Regions from separate parts of the Homo sapiens genome. Here region 1 is linked to region 2. Evidence: chromatin contacts called from ENCODE Hi-C or POLR2A ChIA-PET data. All regions are on one chromosome and are shown on one strand. Each heading gives the region's core, a stretch centred on a gene start or an enhancer-like site at or near the end of the contact. The rest is flanking DNA. Distances are from core to core; before and after follow the strand shown. Region 1 holds the start of LINC02367 (long intergenic non-protein coding RNA 2367). Region 2 holds the start of LINC00987 (long intergenic non-protein coding RNA 987).

The links. A loop is a pair of places that touch in the nucleus more often than their neighbours do. ChIA-PET counts read pairs that join two places held with the same protein, here RNA polymerase II (POLR2A). Pooled maps may share reads with other maps.
Region 1: a map with no recorded cell type shows a loop between it and region 2 (2.6-fold over the local background). The contact joins the promoter of LINC02367 here to the promoter of LINC00987 in region 2. A Hi-C loop is called at or near these places in 1 of 168 maps with a recorded cell type or tissue (DLD1), 3 of 37 single-sample maps with no recorded cell type and 10 of 50 pooled maps. POLR2A ChIA-PET finds 5 or more read pairs at or near these places in 2 of 52 experiments (A673 and CD8-positive, alpha-beta memory T cell).

What each region holds. Positions count from the first base shown.
Region 1 is chr12:9,365,765-9,370,693 of GRCh38, reverse strand. LINC02367 (long intergenic non-protein coding RNA 2367) reads right to left here and starts at 3,230. Exons shown (of 4, transcript NR_120479.1): 1 at 1,098-3,230.
Region 2 is chr12:9,237,145-9,242,607 of GRCh38, reverse strand. It overlaps LINC00987 (long intergenic non-protein coding RNA 987), which reads right to left and starts at 2,535. Exons shown (of 7, transcript NR_137434.2): 1 at 2,069-2,535; 2 at 1,149-1,490. It overlaps MIR1244-3 (microRNA 1244-3), which reads left to right and starts at 3,057; the gene lies at 3,057-3,141. It also overlaps the pseudogene A2MP1 and the pseudogene PTMAP4. RefSeq lists an enhancer at 1,002-2,201.

The sequences.
Region 1 (4,929 bases), core at 1,981-4,480, 130 kb before region 2:
GAAAACAGTCAACAGTCTTAACTAAAAAAGAGATGAACAGACTTTTAGGGGAGGGTCACAGAGTCTAAACTTCAGTTATAAAACAGAATCTCAAAATTAGCTAGCTAGCTAGATAGATAGACATATTTATTTTCCTCTAATTTTTAATGAATATTTTTCATGACTGCCATCATATTTTTCTGTTCATGATAACTAAGAAAACTTGTCTCTATATTATGCCAATCTTTTCATAAATTCCAATTTTCTGCTGCATAAACATATCTTTATGTGACTACACGAAATTTATTTAGTTATGCTTTTATTATATAACATATAGATTATTTCATTTTGTTTTCCTAGTAATTAATAATTTTGTAGCATATGTCTTTGTGTATAACTATATAGTAAGTAGCTTTTGAATTAGGAATTGTTCACTTAAGAAAGATTTCCAGAAGAGGAATTACCAAGACAAAATATGCAACATTCTTTTAGTCTTCTGATTGCCATATTGCTCACCAAATATGTTGTGTCAACGTAGAATTCCAGCAGCTAGTATGGAAGTGCCTGTCTCACTGAATCTTCACCATCATTACATATTTTCATTAAAATAAGAAAACAAGCTATTGGAATGTCATTGTGAAGATAAGGCATCATCCATTTAATTTGAATTAATTGGAATCTTCTTAATGTTACAAAATAAGTCCTATATGATTTGAGAAATTTTTATTTTCTTTTGGGGGAATTATTTTCAATGCCTTTTATCCTTTTTTAGTGTGATTCTTTTTCTCAAATTTCTAATAATAATTTTTTAAGAGCTAATATTTTTGAATGTCAATTAGTGTGATAAGCTCTGCATATATGATTGCTACAGTGCTATTAGGTAGGAGCAATCATCACCTCTATAAGGAAAGATACTAAGACACCGATAATTCAAATAACTTATCAACAGTAATGGAGCTTGTTGATGAAAGAACCGGGATTTAGACCTAGGCTGTTCGGCTTCAGAGCTACTCTCCTAATCAATAACTCTCTTGCACTTTACATAAACAGTTAAAAATATTAATATTTGCCATATTTGTTAAACATTTTGTTTAGTTGATTACATGAAAATTACTTGCCTTTGAGTATTTTCAGCAGACTATTAGAGATACATTGGGTAAAGGGCCGTCTAATGAACATGCAAGGGGAGTTCTTAAGGATGCCCCAGAGATTCTTGGAAACCAGTTTTCAGCCTTTTTTTTTTTTTGGTAGTATTTAACATCTTCTTTGGATTCCAGCAAAGTGATCCTAAAATTTTTCTCAGTTTCAATGAAGAGCAGTTGAACTTGTGCCAGAATTCAATTTATGTAATAGATGAAAGATTGTAGATTATCCATGTTAAAAATGATGGGATAATCAGAACAGCTTGGACAAATCCAGGATCCTAAACAGGCTTCACTAGAAAACTCTACACAAAGCCAGAACTTGCAATGGCATTAATATCTCATTTATTTATCTGCACAGTAGTATGCTAAAAAAAACTACAACACATTGTTTGGGAGAGCAAAACTGTTTCTCAAGCATGGCCTTTGAAAAAGACTTGCTAACCAAATGCTTACATGGAACTGATGGTTCCTTAGCACTACGTCAGGTTATAATCCATGATCCTGATTTCTTGAAACTTCTTTAATATATTCTGGGTAGACTTACATTAAAAAGTAAATTAGTATCAGTAATAATAATATCCTGCCAGGCTGCCAGGCAGCTAGACTGGAACTATGCTTGCTACAAAGTTATTTCCAGACAGACTGTGAGCACACTGTGCCTAGAAGTTCACATCAATTTTATAATACTGTGTCTCAAATTGTATGATACTGTGTCTGTGCATTGCTTCTTTAGTACTTCCTGGGATTTAGCTTGGAATGGCTAGAGAAAATGAGCAAATTAGATTATTTTAGTAAACAAACTCAGAGATGAATTAGGCTTTTAAGAGAGGAAAAACACTTACAGGTGAAGGTATTTTAACAAATCGCTTTAGCATCCATGGAAAGCTTTCAAATCACAAACAAAGGGAGAATACTTATCCTATCCCATAGAGATTTAAGCTACATGTCTCATGGGCATATATTAGCCTGCCAATAATACTAGGGTGCGAGTTTGATTGTATACATGAGAAACATTAAAAAGAAATAATAAGAAATGTTTAGGCATAACATTTGTGGCTGAATCTTAGTCTGGCTTCTATATGATCATCAGACGTGACAGATGATTTCAGTGATATGAGTTGAGACAGAATCTCAAATGTGTTATGAAATTTTTAATAGAAAGAGAAAAAGATGAGTGGGAAGGAAAAAGCACAGACTGTGGAGTGAGGCAGATCTGAGTCTGAATTTTAGTTTCATCAATTACAATGTGGAAAAGTGAGTTGCTTGACCTTGAACATTTTACAGATTGAGAAATTGAGGTTTAGAGATTAATTTGCCCAAAGTCTCATAGCTAGCGAGTAAGAAGCTAGAGGTTTCAAACTGGGGACTTTCTGATGTCAGAGCTCAAGCTTGTCACCACCGTGCTCCTGGGGAAACGGTCAGGAGAAAGCCAAGTTTCCAGGAAACTGGAATGGCCGCAGTGAAGAATGACCCTCTTATATCCTGCTGATTAGATGACCAGACTTGGTCATCACAGACTTTGAGCATCACAGTGGAAGAGGGGCCAGAAGAGGAGGGCAGTTTCCTGTGTTGCTCCGGAGTTGCCTCATGTTGCCCACATTTTTCTGGGGCTGACATATATTTTTCCAGTAGGTGTGACCTGAGGGTGTTGGGGCTTTACTTTTGTGCTGGTGCAGGCAGTTTTCAGGCTCATATAAACACTCACTCGGCTGTTTATTTATTCATTCAACAAGCATTTCTTAGACACCTCCTCTTCTAATTCTTGGGCCAGTAAATAAGTATGGTCCCTGACCCAACAAATCTAGCTCAGGTTCAGAGATGCACAACCTCATTCCAGCAAAGCTTTCTGTAGATTATCGGGGGCAGCTCTTACTACCCTTGATCTTTCCCACTTCTCAGCTATTCCTGTACCAACAGAAAGCTCTCCCATGGAGGAATGGCAAAGAGATGGAAAAATGCGGCTGTGAATTGGGCTGAAGTTTTGGGGAAGGATGTGGAAGCCAGAGACTAACAAGAAGTTTTGATAGTGGGTGTGATGTCCCTCCCCCTCCCTGCTGTTCCATTTCCTTGGGCACTTAGGCTGGTCTCATGATCTAAGGGCCAACTGCTCATGTGAAAATCCATCCCAGCATCCTCAGCTCAAATAACTGCTGCTTGCCACACGCCTGCCCCAACGGAATTAACGGAAGCTGCTGATAGCCCTGCTGACCTCATTGGATGGAACCGTGTCCTCAGCAGACAGGAGCTCCTTCCTCTTCTGAGTGAGACTCCCTCCTATCTTGGAGCAGGAAGTCCTCTCAGGAGAAGTCCAAGCTTCAGACAGAGAAGGAGCAGGTGCCATTCATTTACTCCCCTCAGTGTTGACCCAAAAGGCAGAGGCTGAGACGCAAAGCATAATTTAAAGAGTTTACTTGAGCCAAAGTGAGGACAGCTGCCTGGAAGACTCAGACCCAAGTACTCTTGGCTGTGAGCTTCCTAGAGCCTTTGTTCCAAGCAGGTTTTTAAAAACAAAAGACTGGGACCGAGAGAGTGGGCTGGTACAAAGTTGTTGATCAGGAACTCTCTTTGGATTACAGAAACAAAATTGATGAGCAATTGGTTATTGTTAAGTTATAGGATGTGGTTTATGCTTCTGGTGAGACACTATAATAATCCTAAATTAAAATTAATTCATAGCTACTTGTGGCAATAGCAAGCAGTTTTAAGAGATGAATACATAGCTCAAAGCGGGGAGTAGGGTGTGATTGCTCTCATTTTAACGTCTCTCCAGGCCTCATAGTTTAAAAAGGATTCACCTTCCTCAGATGAAAGCTCTTTAGGTTTTGCATCAGGAACCTCCTTTTCTGCTTTCTTGGAGGGTCAGGATGGGTCCCATGAAGAGCTGCTGGTGGGGACAGACAGAAGCCAAGGAGAGGCCGGGCAAGGAAGCTGAAGTGCTTGGCAGGGGGCAACAGTCCCCTGCCTGCAACCAACGTTAAAAAACACTGTCACTTCAGGCCGAAAGTGGTAGAAACCAGTTTGTTAAATCACACGAATGTATATATTAGGCATGCCTGGCTAGTCCTTTGCCAAGAGATCTTGTAGCATAACTGCAGGCAAATAGAAAAGACATGAAAATCGTTAATCACTGCACAAGCTTAGGGATCAGTTCTTTTTGGAGGGTGGTGAGTGGTGGAGGTACTGGAAAATGTGTACAGAAAGAGTGAAATAAGTGGAAGAAAGGCCCTAGGACTCAGGGTTTGCTTACAGTGGGATCAGAGACACCTGGAAGGATGAAGACAAAAATCCAGATTATAATTGGCCCTGGGAGTGAGACTTCATGACAATTGTGTTACCTTGAGAATTTCTTTTTAGTTCCTGGCTTCAGATTTAAGGTTATGGTTGATGGATGAATATACTTTTGGAATCTACTTTTGGAAGACCTTCTCTGGGCTGAAGTTGATAGCTAGGTTAAAATATCAAGGACTTCGGTAAATCTCTAGCAGAGCTTCACTACAGCAGAGAGGGAAAAACACCAGATTTAACATTTCATTCTTGGTGCTGCTGAGCTGTGTGCTCTAGGACAAGACATTTAACTTTTTCAGCTGCGTCCTAGAAGGATTCACACCTATCTCCCAAGACTTTGGCAATGATTAGGAGGGAGAATAACTAGGAAAAAGATAAGTGAACTGTGAAGAGCTGTGACCTTACAATGGTGACGGTGACGGTGATGATCTTTATACTCTTGGGAGGGTTGGTGCAGATTCTTGCCTGCAGCAATCATAAGCAGAGGCTAATGCTTCCATCTTTAAGATTCTCATAGTAA
Region 2 (5,463 bases), core at 1,286-3,785:
CCTGGAATTTAGTTTAGGAGAGGGTTTGAATCCTGCTGTATGACTGATGTTATCCTGGATTCCTGATCCTTTTAGTTCTGCTCTGCTCTTTTCTGGTAAATATTTAGGTTTATAGTTCATTTATCTCATAATTAAACAATGCTAATTTTTTTTCTAATTTAGTCTATTGATAACTAAGATAATAGAAAGTAGGATGCTACCAGCCCTCTTAAATAAAGGAAAGGGAAGGGGAGGGGAGGGAGATTGAAAGAAAGAACAAAAGGAAGGAAAGAATGAAAGAAAAGAGGAAGAAATAAAGGGAGGGAGGGAAGGAGGGAGTAAGGGAGGTAGGGAGAAAAAAAACTTTAAACCTCACCAGGAGCACCAACCCTTAGATCAAGTTTAGCATTTACCACACTAGGTTACTGAGTTATCATGTTCTAGGATCAGCCATGCTTTGTGTTAAAAAAAAAAAAAAAAGATTTGCTTATACTCCTCTTCTCTGCTCCTTCACTAGCTCATTAGGTATAAGTGAGCTGGTGACCAGGTCCCTGAAACCATCACAGAGTGGAAGGCCAGCGCATTCTGCTTGTCTGGAACCACAGGGTTTGGCCTCTCTCCTATCGTGTCTCTTCAAGCCTTCCAGCCTTTCTTCCTAGAACTCACCCTTCCTTATTCTGTGGTGCGAGGAGAAGCCTTCACACTCAAAGCCACTGTGTTTAACTGCTTGTCCACCTGCATTCGGGTAAGGACACTTCTCTGGAAGTGAATGAGAATAGAAGATAGTCACCATTCATTACCAGGTCTCCTAGGTAACCCAGGAAATCAGAACTGCATATGATATATCCTAATTTTGGAGCAGACCTGGTACTAAGAGAAAAGGTACCTGACAGGCCCAAGGTGGTAAGGTTATATTCATTCAGGCTCCTATATCTGTGTATTCCTAAATTCAGACATTATGTCCACCTGATTGTTTCATGTTTTTCACTAAACACCTCTTTCTTCTGTTGGCACAAGGCTAAATCCTAAACACTTATCCTAATTCCTGTCAGTTTTTCAATTTTCTTGTTTCAAACACCTAAACTACAAAGTGTCTGATAGAGCTGACCATATTTGCACAGCTTCTCAGCGCCTCTGGACTCATGGACATTGTCCCTCAGTCCATTTACCTGATGCACAGAGCATCTTTTGCAGTATTCATGCTGTTCTGCATCCCTTCATAAACTTGTGGTTGGGTGTGGGGGACAGGTCGTTGTGCAGCTGGAGGTCTCTTCCGCTTTCCTGGCTGTTCCAACAGAGAAGAATGAAGAATCTCACTGTGTCTGTAGAAATGGGCGGAAAACCGTGTCCTGGGTTGTGACTCCGAAGTCACTGGGTGAGTAGTAATGCTATTAGCAAATTCCACTTCGTGTGCTTGGATGATTTGTTTTCTGCACTGACCCCAATACACACTTTTTCTCCTCCTTTAATATTAATCAAGAGGAAGACAACCACTGGATACACTGGGGAAACTGGAAAAGAAGAAACTGTTCAATATAGAATCACCGTTTAACTCTTAAGAACTTTATTCCCCAGGAAAGGTGAATTTCACAGCCACTGCGGAAGCCATGCATTCTCAGGAAGTGTGTGACAATGAGTTGACTGACGTCCCACCACTTGCGCAGAAGGACACTGTAGTCAAGGCCTTACTAGTTGAGGTACGTAAGTCTACTCTCTGTGAGTCTCAGAGCCCTTATTATTTCATACAGTATTATCTAACATGCATCTCACAGTGACATTTAATTCCCAAGAATGTGGATAGATCTACAATCCAATTTTTCACCACCATTTTCTCCTTTGCTTTCAAGTGTTTAATTTTTCTTTTATACATTCAGTATCGCTTTACTTTTTTTTTTTTTTTTTGTCAATATAAAGCCTGAAGGAATAGCAAAGGAGGAAACTTTCAACACGCTGCCCTGTGCATCAGGTAAGTGTAATATATAGAGAAAAATTTCATGTTAAGTGACTTGCCAGAGTATGCAGTTGTGGAATGTCTTTTGGGGGCATGCTTTTCTCTGAGAGAGAGAGAGAAAAAAAAAACAACTCTTACCCTCCTCCAAATCTAAGGACATTTGATGAAAAACATTGTCCTGCCCCACTGGCTGCTCTGAAAAGCCGTCTTTGCATTGTGCGTCGTCAGCCTCCTTGCTCGCCGCAGCCGCCTCCGCCGCCGCGGACTCCGGCAGCTTTATCGCCAGAGTCCCTGAACTGTCGCTTTCTTTTTTATCCCCTGCATCGCGTCACCGGCGTGCCCCACCATGTCAGACGCAGCCGTAGACACCAGCTCCGAAATCACCACCGAGGACTTAAAGGAGAAGAAGGAAGTTGTGGAAGAGGCGGAAAATGGAAGAGACGCCCCTGCTCACGGGAATGCTAATGAGGAAAATGGGGAGCCGGAGGCTGACAACGAGGTAGATGAAGAAGAGGAAGAAGGTGGGGAGGAAGAAGGTGATGGTGAGGAAGAGGATGGAGATGAAGATGAGGGAGCTGAGTCAGCTACGGGCAAGCGGGCAGCTGAAGATGATGAGGATAACGATGTCGATACCCAGAAGCAGAAGACCGACGAGGATGACCAGACGGCAAAAAAGGAAAAGTTAAACTAAAAAAAAAAGGCCGCCGTGACCTATTCACCCTCCACTTCCCGTCTCAGAATCTAAACGTGGTCACCTTCGAGTAGAGGGGCCCGCCCGCCCACCGTGGGCAGTGCCACCCGCAGATGACACGCGCTCTCCACCACCCAACCCAAACCATGAGAATTTGCAACAGGGGAGGGAAAAAGAACCAAAACTTCCAAGGCCCTGCTTTTTTTTTTTCTTAAAAGTAGTTTAAAAAGGAAACTTGTATTTTTTATTTACATTTTATATTTTTGTACATATTGTTAGGGTCGGCCATTTTTAATGATCTCGGATGACCAAACCAGCCTTCGGAGCGTTCTCTGTCCTACTTCTCACTTTACTTGTGGTGTGGCCATGTTCATTATAATCTCAAAGGAGAAAAAAAAAACTTGTAAAAAATGCAAAAATGACAACAGAAAAACCATCTTATTCCGAGCATTCCAGTAACTTTTTTGTGTATGTACTTAGCTGTACTATAAGTAGTTGGTTTGTATGAGATGGTTAAAAAGGCCAAAGATAAAAGGTTTCTTTTTTTTCCTTTTTTGTCTATGAAGTTGCTGTTTATTTTTATTTTTTGGCCTGTTTGATGTATGTGTGAAACAATGTTGTCCAACAATAAACAGGAATTTTATTTTGCTGAGTTGTTCTAGCAAAAAAAAAAAGAAAAAAAAAAGAAAAACATTGTTCTGATGAAAATCACTTGGAATGAGCCTCTTAGGGAAATAAATAGAAAGTACTTTTTAGGATAAATTATTATTATTGTATTTTAAGAATAAAGAAATGGGCATAGAGAAATAAAAGACTTGCTTAAAAGCTTAAAAGCTCTTGCCTAATAATAAGGTCTAAGGCTGTTGACCTCAGGACAGGATTCTTTCTGATACCTCTGTGTTTCTCAAATGTCTTCCTAAACCATGTTCAAAATATTGAAATATCTGTGTGACACTAGTATGATTTACTGTTCAATTGACAGTTTAAATGCACTCATGTTTTTACTTAAACAAGTTATTTTAAGAGGAACTCCAGGTTACTAACTTGTATAGAAAACCAGTATTTTACCAATATCATTAATATAGCAATACAAAAATTACCACTATATTGAAAGAGAAGGGGAAAAGCTAACACTTTTTTAAGTTTATTTAAATTATCATTAAAAACCCAACTCTGTGCCACCTATAATCATCTTGACGATAATGCTCAGTCTGCAGATCTCTCTTCTCTATACGAGGATCCCTTGATAAAATCATCTAGTCAATGGCTTTAATAACAACTATGTACTTGTGTCCAAAACTGTACAACTTTGATCCACACCTTTTTCCTGAACTCAAACTCATGTATTCAACTGCCCACTCTCCACTTACAGGCTTGTAGGTCTCATAGGCATATCAAAATCAGCAAGTTTAAGACTGAGTATCTGCTCGTCCTCACAAACCTGCTCCTCCCTCAATTTCCTTCATCTCAGATGATGAAAAATCCATTCTTCTATTTGCTAGGGAGAAACACTTTGGAGTTCTTTACTACATTCTTTCCCCTATCTTCCCTACCCAATCCATGCACAAATCTAGTCGATTCCACCTTCAAATTGCATCCAGAATCTACCCACTTCTCTCCATCTCTACTATTCTAGTCCTTTCTCTTGCAGGCTCTCAATAGCTTTCTAACTGGTCTCCTGATCATCTCTTCTTGTTCCCCTTCAGCGAGAGGGATCCTTTAAAACATGTGTCAGATCGTGTCCCTCCTCTTCTCTAACCCTTTCAGGAATCTCCCATATCCCCCCTAAGTTAAAGCGTAAGTTTTTAATGCCACTTAGAAACCCTTGCTACCCCATGACTTCACGTCTTCCTAATCTCTCCTTCGCTTAACCCGTTCCGGCCACACTGACCTCTTTCTTCCTATTGGAATACACCCAGCATGCTTCAGTCTCTGGAGTCCTTTTACTTTTTGTTCCTTTTTCCTGGAAGTATCTTCCCCCAGGTTTGGATAAATCTGGCTCCTTGACTTACTTAAAGTCTCTGCTCACACAGGACTTTTTATCAATGAGCTTTTCCATAGGGAGCCCCCTCCCCACTTCCTGACCTGCCTTGTTTTACTAGCTCACCATAGAAACACTTGCCCTGCTTTAATTTTCTCTATAGCACTTATCAACATCTAGTATACTAAATATACTCTTGCTTTTTTATCGTAGTCTTCCCCTAAAAATGAAATCTCCAGGAGGCCAGGAAATTTGTTTTGAAACTTTCGGTATCATTGCACTTAGAACCTGGTACATAGTATACACTGAATACAAATGAATGGAATGAATGTAATTCTTGAAAAGCACTAACAGTAGCAGGAATTAATATAAACCATGAAGAGAAGGAAATAAGCATACCATAAGTATATGCCCATAGGAAAAGCCATAGAAATTTAGCACAAATGTATATGATGAATATGAATTTCACTGAGAGATGAATCATGGCTTTAAGGGAAACTTGGATTGTATCAAAGAAATTATGTAATAACTGAGCCAGGCATGGTGACTCACACCTGTAATCTCAGCAGTTGGGGAGATGGAGGCAGGCAAATCGCTTGAGATCAGAAGTTCAAGACCAGCCTGGCCAACTCTGTCTCTATAAAAAATACAGAAATTAGCCAGGTGTGGTGGTGCATGCCTGTAATCCCAGATACTTAGGTGGCTGAGGCACAAGAATCATTTGAACCTGGGAAGCAGAGGTTGCAGTGAGATCACGCCACTGTTCTTCAGCCTGGGTGACAGAGGGAGACTCTATCACAAAAAAAAAAAAAAAAAAAAAGTTATATAATGACGAAGGAAAATAAAAGGTTGGATCTAGAT